Regions from separate parts of the Homo sapiens genome. Here region 1 is linked to region 2. The links are chromatin loops, found by intact Hi-C in ENCODE. Cell type or tissue: mesothelial cell of epicardium. All regions are shown on one strand.

What was found. Peaks named below come from ENCODE experiments on the same cell type or tissue, not always from the same donor. Only the 100,000 strongest peaks of a DNase experiment are listed, where the experiment ranks them.
Region 1: a loop joins it to region 2, with 9 times the contacts of the local background. A loop is called at or near these places in 1 of 110 quality-filtered maps.

What each region holds. Positions count from the first base shown.
Region 1 is chr16:17,152,190-17,157,189 of GRCh38, reverse strand. All of the region lies in intron 6 of XYLT1 (xylosyltransferase 1), which reads left to right. Among named protein-coding and RNA genes, the nearest start is that of XYLT1, 320 kb to the left of the region's middle. In mesothelial cell of epicardium, no CTCF peak of the experiment used is centred here; no DNase peak of the experiment used is centred here.
Region 2 is chr16:17,311,212-17,316,211 of GRCh38, reverse strand. All of the region lies in intron 2 of XYLT1 (xylosyltransferase 1), which reads left to right. Among named protein-coding and RNA genes, the nearest start is that of XYLT1, 160 kb to the left of the region's middle. In mesothelial cell of epicardium, no CTCF peak of the experiment used is centred here; a DNase peak (open chromatin) is centred at 2,931.

The DNA of each region.
Region 1 (5,000 bases), 160 kb after region 2:
GATCACCTGAGGTCTGGAGTTCGAGGCCAGCCTGGCCAACATGGTAAAACCCCATTTCTACTAAAAATACAAAAATTAGCCGGGTGTGGTGGTGCACACCTATAATCCCAGCTACTTGGGAGGCTGAGGCAGGAGAATCGCTTGATCCTGGGAGTCGGAGGTTGCAGTGAGTGGAGATTGTACCACTGCACTCCAGCCTGGGTGACAGAGGGAGACTCCATCTCAAAATAGAAAAAAAAAAAAAAGTAACCCTAGAATCCTTGTGTTGTATCATTTTTCTAAATTGAAACTTTGATTTCATTCTGCTATTTATGGATTGTTCCTGCCCCTACTCACAGCCTACCTTCTTTACATTAAAAAGGAGGCCTCTTTCTGCAACACCCGAACTTGAAGATGCTCTGTAAATTAGCACAGATTAGTTTACTACGCTCAGGCCACTAAGAGTACAGAGGCCTGGCTGGATGAGTAAGAAGAATCATGGCCACTGTGTATTGTGTTCCTACTAAGTGGGCCCTTTTTGTATAGGATCCATATTTGTTTTCACAGCCACTCAATGCAGCTGTAAGAATTATTCTCCCCATTTGTCAAGCTTCTGGAGTTTACCTGATTTTTCTGAAGATCACACAGCTGGTTAAATGCTAGAATTTGAACCCAAGTTTTTCTGGCCCCATAGCTGCAGGAGCAAAGTGGGGCTGGGCAAGGATTCCATGGAGGTGGTTAATTGTCAGAAGTGGCTCAGACATTGGTATTCCTCGCCCTCAGGTAGAGAAGGAAAAACCCTTCTTCTTCTCCAGGTAGCAGCTAATAGGTGATTTGTGCAAAGTTGTGTCTCGAGAAAGGAGCCCATTGTAAATGTATCAACTTGTGTGTGAATTACATCCACCCTAGTATTAACTATTTCAGCCTAGTCAGGATTTATTCTCTGAGCACTATTTGTCAGGCACTGTGCTAGGAACTGAGTATAGCACAAGTTAAAAACAGGGACTGTGAGGTTACACCTTCTGGTTTGGAATTCTGATCTACTGTGTTCTAGCTGTGTTGCATTGGACGAGTGACTTAACCTCTCTGAACTGGTTTCATAATATTTGAAAATATTAATAGACCTATACTCATTTATTCATTGAGAAGATTAAATGAGATGCTGCATATACAGCATTTGGCATAGTAAATGTTTATGATGATGGTGATGGTGATGATTATGTCATTGTTATGATAAGCATAGAACTAAATTGTTGCTGGTAGGAGAAAGAAATAGATGGAGAATGGGCCTGAATTTTGCCTCTAGGTGCCTGAGTACATTTTGTATAATTGATGTGCATCCGTAATTGACAGGTGGTACCCAGATGTCTTGGGACAACATAAAGAAGTCTCAGGCTGAGGAAATGCTTCTTACACCTCCCTCCAAGACCCTAAAACCCAAAGGCCTCTTGACAGAATAGCTCACAACTTCCAACTCTTGCGTGTGAGTCCCCAGCTGGGATTTTCTCATTTACCGGAAGTTAGGGCAGTGATTCAGCATTAATTTAATAGTAAAACAAGCCAATGTCCCATTCACTGGCCACTTCCCTCTTTGTTAGCTGTGGCCTCACCTGCTGCACGAATAAGCCTACCTATAGCCCATCATCCATGGTCCCTCCCAAGTGACCAGAGCTGGGCGTGGCTTGCTCAAGTTCTTTCACTGGTGATGTGTTAGGGAGAACTCTTTTGGTGGGAAATGACAGAAACCCAGCTCAAACTAGCTTAAGGGTAAAGAACATTACCAGATCAGGTAACTAAAACATTAGGGCTGACTTCAGGTATGGCTAAATCAAGCTGTGCAAATTATATCATCAGGCCCAGACTCTCTATTAGTTCTGTTTTTCTGTGTGTATGTTTAATTTTCTGGCACTGGGTGGGGATTATTGGCAATATATTAGCCTCCTTTTATAGATAAGGGAACTGAGACTCAAAAAGATGAAGTTACTTGCTCAAACTCACAGCACTAGGGCAGCGGGGAGGACTCACACCCAAGTGAGTGTTCACAGAGTCCAAGCTCATAATTCTCACGTGATGAAGCCTCTCTGTGTTCTAGGCCTGCTTTCTTCCAATGCACTGGTGACTTTGAGGCAGCTACTCTGCTTCTCTTGACTTCATTTTCTCCCTTTGAAAAACAAGGGGGTTGCATGAGAAAGTCTCCAAATTCCCTTCCCATTCTGGTATTTCATGTGTCCAGACCAGCCCTGGTAAAAGAGGAGGTGACAGAGGCAGAGATCTTGAAAGACAGAGAGATGGGGATGAACAAAGGCAAGCAGTGAAATACAGAATAGGCCACGGGGTGCCTCGGTTTTTAATTCCACGTAGCTCCTAATAGCAATGTTGACCTTCTGTCTTCATCTCCAACCTTTAGCAGCCAATTTGGACTTCTGGCTCCCACTGTGAAGAGATGGCATAAAGGCAAACTAGTATTCTAATAGCTGCCAAATTGGTCCTGATTGTTTCTGTTATTAAATGAAGGGGAGGGTTGTGTTCACTGTTTCTCCTTGCTTTCCTCCAAAAGTAAAGTCACTAGATACATTGCAAGACAGGTAGCACAATTGTCATTTTCCCAGGCAGCCTCAGCAGGGCTTGCAGAAGCAGGTGGCCGCATGTTTACTCTCAGCCTGAATAATCAGGTATTTGGAAACATCCCTACAAGTCCCTGGCCTTGGCTCAGGGAGCATCAGAGAAGTTTTTCAAATCTCTGAAACCTGTTCAAGTCTCAGTGTGTGGGGACAGGCCTCTTCCAGGGAGCTGGAAAGTGAAAATCGGAGTTTTTCTGAGACTTTTCCTTCCCTGGTTGATCTAATTTCTCCACTTCATCCAGGGTCACCAGGGCCCCCATGTTAGCCCTGGGACACAGTGTGTGAAGTGCCAGAGCATAGATGCTGGAGTCCAGCCACCTGGGTCGAAATGCCAGCTCTTCTATACCACAGCCATGGGATGTCAGCAAATGGCTTCGACAGGCCATGCCTCTGTTTCTCCATCTTTATAAAATTCAAATAATGATCATGGTATTGGGGAGATGGAGCATCCTCACTGGCCACAGGAAGGCCCCACGCTGGGCGCATTCCAGGACATTTTCTCATTTCACCTTCATTTAGCAGGTGTTACCCCATTTCAGAAATGAATACAGCTGAGGTTTGAGAGTCGCTTTACCTTACTCAAGGCCCTACAGCTAGTGAACGACAGAGCTGAGATGGAACCTGGTTCCGTCTGACTTTAAGGCCTGTGTTCTTTTATTACTCCATAGTGACTGCATTTGAGAGGACCTGCAGGTTTACGCTCTCGAGGTGTGCAGATGAAAGAAAATCCTGCTGAATGTAAATAGAATTATCTTTTTGCATGGGTGAGGGTAGGTCCTTCCCCTACTTCCTAGGGTCAGCATTTTGCAAAGTGTGTTTATGTGCCACCAGGACATGGGGGATTCTTTTGGGTCCTTTATAAGTGGGCATGCTATGAAAGTTAGGTATTGATCTTATGTGTATCAACAAATTTATAAAATTAGCTGCTCCAACCATGACTTATGGATATTATGCTTCGAATAAGGCTACATTGAAAGAAAACAGTTGAAGCTATTTAAAGTTAGCTTAGAGGCCGGGCACAGTGGCTCACACCTGTAATCCCAGCATCCTGGGAGGCTGATGTAGGAGGATCGCTTAAGGCCAGGAGTTTGAGGCTTGCACCACTGCATTGCAGCCTGGGTGACAAAGCGAGATCATGTCTCTAAAAATAATAAAGTTGGCTTAGAGCAGAATATTAAGGGGCCTCTTGTATAGGATGCTACATAAAGCACATAGCATAGCAGTTAAGAATCCAGGCTCTGGAGCCAGACTGTCAAGATTCACGGGCCAACTCTAATACCCACTCACAGTGTGTGACCTTGGGTAAGTTACGTGAGTTACCTGTGTATCAGTTTTCTCATCTGTAAGATGGGAATGAGGATAATCATACCAATCCCATAGAGTTGTTGCAAGAATTAATATATGGAAAAGCCCTTGGGGACAGTTAGTTGCGCCTATTAAGTTGATGATGATCACAATGGTGGTGGTAGTAGTGGTGATAATGATGGTGTTGTTGATATGAGAAGAATCTTGATGATAATATACACATAATTAAGATGTTACAAAAATGTTCAATAACTCTTATGTTCAATAACTCTCATGTCCACTGGGGACATGGGAGATTCTTTTGGGCCCTTTATAAGTGGGCATGTGATGAAAGTTAGGTATTGACCTTATATGTATCGACAACAATTTATAAAATTAGCCACTCCAACCCATGATTTATGGGTATTATGCTTAAAGTAAGGCAAAGCATAGTAAGAGAAACAGCTATCATTTCAAATATAAGAAAGCCAGGCAGGTAGATTCCAGCCCCAGGTCAGAAGTGGTATAGAGAAGTTTCTCTCTCTTCTCTGGTCTGAACCCCATCTGCCAGAGGCAGCATTCTCCTATTGGAGGCCGGGATGGCATCTGAGCTGCCTCCCTAGCTCCCCTTTTCTGACATTGAACTAATCATCAGACCCAAACCTCCTTTGATGTATAAACAAGCAAATGTTTAAACAAAAGTTGGCAAATCAGTCGAGAGCCTGGCCAGGAACCTCCTCCAGGCAAATCCGCATTCGGGAAGGCCTTTGGTGCCAGCTTGCTTATTGAGAGAAGAGCTCTGTTTCTGGCTAACTTGTAGCTCCATGACTGATGCAAGGAGATCATTAATATCTCATCTCCAATAGGGAAAGCAGATTGCATTTCTCTTTTGCTTTCCTTAAACCCAACCGATGCGTTCATGACTGTTTGCATGTTCACTTTATTTAATCCAATTATAGCAGCCACGTCAAAATAAAGTCTGGCATTATGTAGGCACCCACACAAAACTGCACACACATACCTCCCTGGGCCTCAGCGTGTGTTTTTAGGTCATCTTTAGAACTTTTCTTCTTTCCAAACAATACACAAAGAAGTTAGACAAAAGACTAGAGGGGA
Region 2 (5,000 bases):
GTGTTCAAAGACTGAGTCAATAAGCTTAATTTCCTGTGGATTCCACTGTTTGGTTCCACAGCCTAGAAAATTGATCAGATAAAAGCTGTGCGCTTCGGGGAGAATAGTTTGTGTTGTGAGTGGTGAAAGGTGGAGGCAGTGTGGCCAACCAGGTGGGGGCTATTTCCTAGTGCCCCTTTGCTGTTGTACTCTGTTGGGATCTGACCCAGGTGCGGCTGCAATTTCCTAAGCTTCTCCTGGCGTCTTCTAGGGACTTTACAGATCATCTTCATGTTCTCGTTGGCCCTTTGTCAAAGCGCTAAGATCTTGGTTTAATGCAGTGGTAAGGACCTCCTACCAGGGACTTGCCGAGGCATGATCAGGGCAAGGTCATCTAATTTGAGTTCAGAGAAACTGGGTATAGGGTCAAAGGGCCTAGCCTTGGAGTCAGACTTGAGATCTACCACCAGGTGACCTTGGGCAAGTTGCCTGAGCCTCTCTGAGCTTCCGTTTTCTAACCTGAAGCTAATTCTGTGTCTGCCTCATGGGGTCCATTTGTTCGCCATAATTTATTAAGCACCTACTTTGTGCCAAGTCTTATGCTATGGGGCTGGAGGAAATGCAATGGGAATAGACTTATCTTTGACTTCCTAGAATAATAGACATCCTGGTAGAGAGACGGGACAAAACCAACAACCAACACATAGGTACAGTGTTACAATAACGATCTGCTGTGACTAGTGCTGAGATAGAAGCAGAAGATTCTAGAATTGAGAGTTAGGGGAGCGAGAATTCTCTACTTGTGATAGGGGTTTGGGAAATGGCTCTCCAGGAAACTGACATTTCAGCTGAGATGCAAAGGATGAGGCTGGGGAGAAGAACATGCCAGTAGGGGGAAGAACATGTGCAAATGCACAAGGTGACAAAGAGCATCCACAAGGCAGGAGATAGATGGAGACCAGGGTAGCTGGAGGGAGGGAAAGAGAAATGAGTTTGGGTTGAATGGAGAGGCAGGTTCAGGACATGCTGAGCTTTGTAAGTCAGTCCTAGGAAGGAGAATGGATTTTCTCCTAAGGACTTGCCTGGCTTTTTTCTGTAGTCTCTAAATCTTCCTCCCTCCTTCTGCCTTTTCCCCAGGTGGGCCATCCCCAGCATAGCTCCCAGAGCTGCTCTTTTAAATCATGAGTCAGATGAAGTCTTGACTCTGCGAATAACCCGCCACGTGGCTCCTCATGCCTCTTTCAGTATAAGCCAAGGCCTGACCTTGGCCCACCAGGCTGCATTTGACCTGGGTACCTCTCACCTCTCTACTTTATCACCTCCGCCACCTACACACCTGCCTGACAAACTCGTACCAGGACTGAACTTTTCTCTTTTTCTTTGGCTAAGCTTCTAGCTGTCAAGTTGTATATGAGTTATATAATACAAAGCATCCCTTTTTGCTTTGGCCACCAGGGAGCTCAGAGCCTCATCTAATGTTAATCATAATTATTCTGTTAGCTTTGGTTTGTCAAGTTTCTCCTCTATCACTTTGATTATTGATTTTTCTCTCACTAGTGTAGTGGTTTTCTTGTTTCTGTGTCTTTCATCACAGGCCTTTCTTTCCTGGAATGGGAGGGGATAGATAATAATTTGGTTTCGCATGTTGCTCTCAGCTGATTGTGCATACATTTTCACCCAGTATGCGTTCTCTTGGATAGCAGATGGATGGATGGCTGCCATTCATGGAGGAGCAATTGGTGGGAGTCAGAGAGGTACTTCTCATGCTCCAAGGGAAGCCTGTAGTGCATATTCTAGGACCTGGAATCTAGTGGTTTCTAGAGGGCTCTAAAAAAATGACTGACTCGGCAACGTGCAGCGGGGTGGGCTGACTAAGCACTTTTCCTCCCTCTCTGCAGCACCCCAAGGGTGCTGTTTTGTGGGTGATGAGTGGGCCTGGGGAGGCTCCTGAAGTCAGGGCCCACCAGGTTCCCTGCTGGGGAGCCAGTGACGTGTTAACTTAAGGGCCACACACAAGGGGCCTGTTGCTTCTAATCTTTCTCTAGGATCTCCTGATCTTGAGATTTTGGAGCTCCTGAAATGATTTCTGGACAAGAGTCGACTTTAGAATTCAAAGCTAGTAACTAGTGAGTCGACAAGTTTGGTTTGGCCTGCAGAGTGTCTTAAAACAATTGAGTTCTAATGTTCTTTTGGCTGGACAGACCCTCTCCAGTGTCCTGACCCTCCCAGGGTGGATTGATTTATCACTGATGACCTTGACACATGGCTGAGGCCTGGCCTGTCTGAGGCAACTGCATTTTGAATCTCTGGACAGAATAGAAATAAAAGCCCCTTAATTATATCCCCTTATTCCCATTCTCCCTGTAGGTTCATAGTTTGGGCTGGATCCTTCCAGCCTAATCCACACTTTTCAGCTGAGGATACTGAGTCTTGGAGAGGTTAACAGATGAGGCTGTTTCTTGGGTCCTAACCACAGTCGCTCCATGTCTGGGCAGAACCACTCCCAATGCTATCATGGATTCCTATGAACTTTTTTTTTTTTTTAATGGTTTGGATGTTTTCCCCTCTAATGAAAGGAAACCTTTTCTTGCCTAAGTTACACAGACAGCATTATAGCAGCATCAATGCTGTTGAAGGAAAGAATTCACCCACAGTCCCACGGATCTGGCTAGAAACCAAGCTGTGTGCATGGGTCTAAGCAGTCCCTGTCCACATGCATAGATCATCTCCACATATTTCTAAGCACAGGGAACATTCCCTTCCAAGGAGCCCAACACTCCATAAAAGTCAGCAGGAAAGGGGGGCCTTGTCTGGTAGGTCGCTGGCTGCCAAGGCTGGCTTGTGTGGGAGGCCTTTTTTGGTGGTGTTACAGCTTTACTGGATGTCCTGTCTGTCCCCTTCTCTCTCCCTCCTCCAGCCCCAGCAGCCAGGGGCCTGGAGGTTGGCGGAGGGCTGAGCAGCCCAGCTTCCTGCTTCCTGGCCTCACAAGCAGGCCTCTGTGAAGTTGCCAGGGCTCCAGGGGCAGGGGCTGAGGCTCAGAACTGCAGATTTTTGTCTAGTTCTGGTGTTGGCAGGCAGCCCAGGCCAGTCCCGAGAACATCACCAGACCAGAAACCTGAGAGCAGATGAGGCAGACAGGCACACCTTTGAGCTGGGATAGAGACTATCCAGGAGCCAACAAGGCTGGGGATCTGTGGCCATGGCCCTGGGCGGACATGCCCTCTCTCCCAGCTTCCCTGCTCAGCCCCGGCCAGGGGGAGCTTTTCCAAGAGGATCCGGTTCTTTGGGATGGGTCTGGAACCTACATTTGACACCTAGAAGTCCTTTTCAAATATGAGTACCCTCAGAAACATCTCTGATCCATGAGCGAGTTTGCACTAGTTACCAGAACTTGCCGGAGAAGTAACACTGCATAGTAGCTTAGAGCTAGATTCCCTGAATTCGAGCTCCTTGGACAAGTCACTTTATTCTGTCTTTATTCTGTCTGTGCTTCAGTTTTCCCATCTGCAAAATGGGATAATAGGATTGCTGTGAAGATTAAACAGTAAATAGAATCACGGATACACACATGAGTATGTTGAAAATGGGTGAAAACAAAAACAAAATCTGCAGTCCCGTTAACAGTATTGTACTGATGTGAATTGCCTGGTTTTAATATTGCACTGCAGTTACATAAGATGTCACCATTGGGGGAAGCTGGGTGAGGGAGTGCAGAACTCTGCTATCTTGGCAACCTCCTGTGAGTCTATAATTATTATTTTTTTAAGTTAGAAAGAAAAACATGTTAATGCGGGTAAGGCCCTGAGACAAGACCCCATACATGGTAAGCGCTACAGGAATGCCAGCCCTGATGATCATGAGGATTTCAGGGATGTTTCATTGAGTCCTTCACAGTACTATGCCAGCAGGGATCTTACAGGTAACAGGAGGCAGAACTTCTGTGATCTCCAGGCCCTACCCTTCCCCTGGATCTCCCTCCTACCTGGCCTGAGCTCTGGGCACAGCAGATGAGTCACCCCCTGGGCGTGCCTGGCTTCACGCCTGCTTCATTTGGCTTGGGCAGTGCTGTGTGTCTAGAACGCCCCTCTTCCTCTTGTCTGTCGGCAAGCTCTTTTTCATCCTCCAGCTCACACCTTGACTCTTCTAGAAGGCCTTTCTGGGCCTCAGACCTCTGCTTAAACCCCCATTGATATGGTTTGGTTGTGTCCCCACCCAAATCTCATCTTGAATTGTAGCTCCTATAATTCCCTCCCTCCATGGAGGGACCCAGTGGGAGATAACTGAATCATCGGGGCAGTTTCCCCTATATTGTTCTCATTGTAGTGAATAAGTCTCATGAGATCTGATGGTTTTATAAGGGGAAACCCCTTTTGCTTGGCTCTCATTTTCCTTTTGCCTGCTGCCATGTAAGACGTGCCTTTTGCCTTCCACCATGATTGTGCGGCCTCCCCAGCCACTTGGAACTGTGAGTTCATTAAACTTATTTTTCTTAATAAATTACCCAGTCTCGGGCATGCCTTTATCAGCAGTGTGAAAACAGACTAATACACACAAGGGGGAAAGGAAACTTTTTACTGCCTAAGTTGCACAAACAGCATGAAATCAGCATCAACGTTGTTGAAGAAGGAAGGAATTCACCCACAGTCCCATGGATCTGGCTGGAAACTAAGCTGTGTGCCTGGGTCTGAGCAGTAGGGCAGCTGTTCTCGAAGCGTGGTCCTGAACCAACAGCAGCTGCATCACATGGGAAATGGAAAGAAACGCACCTTCACCTGCCACCCCCAGACTCTTGGAATCACATACTGGGGGTGAAGGCAGGGCTCTAGCAATCTGTAGTTTAACAAATCTTCCAGATGATTCTGATGAGCAGGCTACTGAAGCCCATGAGCAGCCCACGAGGCTGCTCACATGAACCAGAGGACCTAGTTAAGATGCAGGTTCTAATTCAGCCCATCTGAGGTGGGGCCTGGGAGTCTGCATTTCTAACCAGCTCCTGAGTGCTGATACTGCTGGGCTCCTTG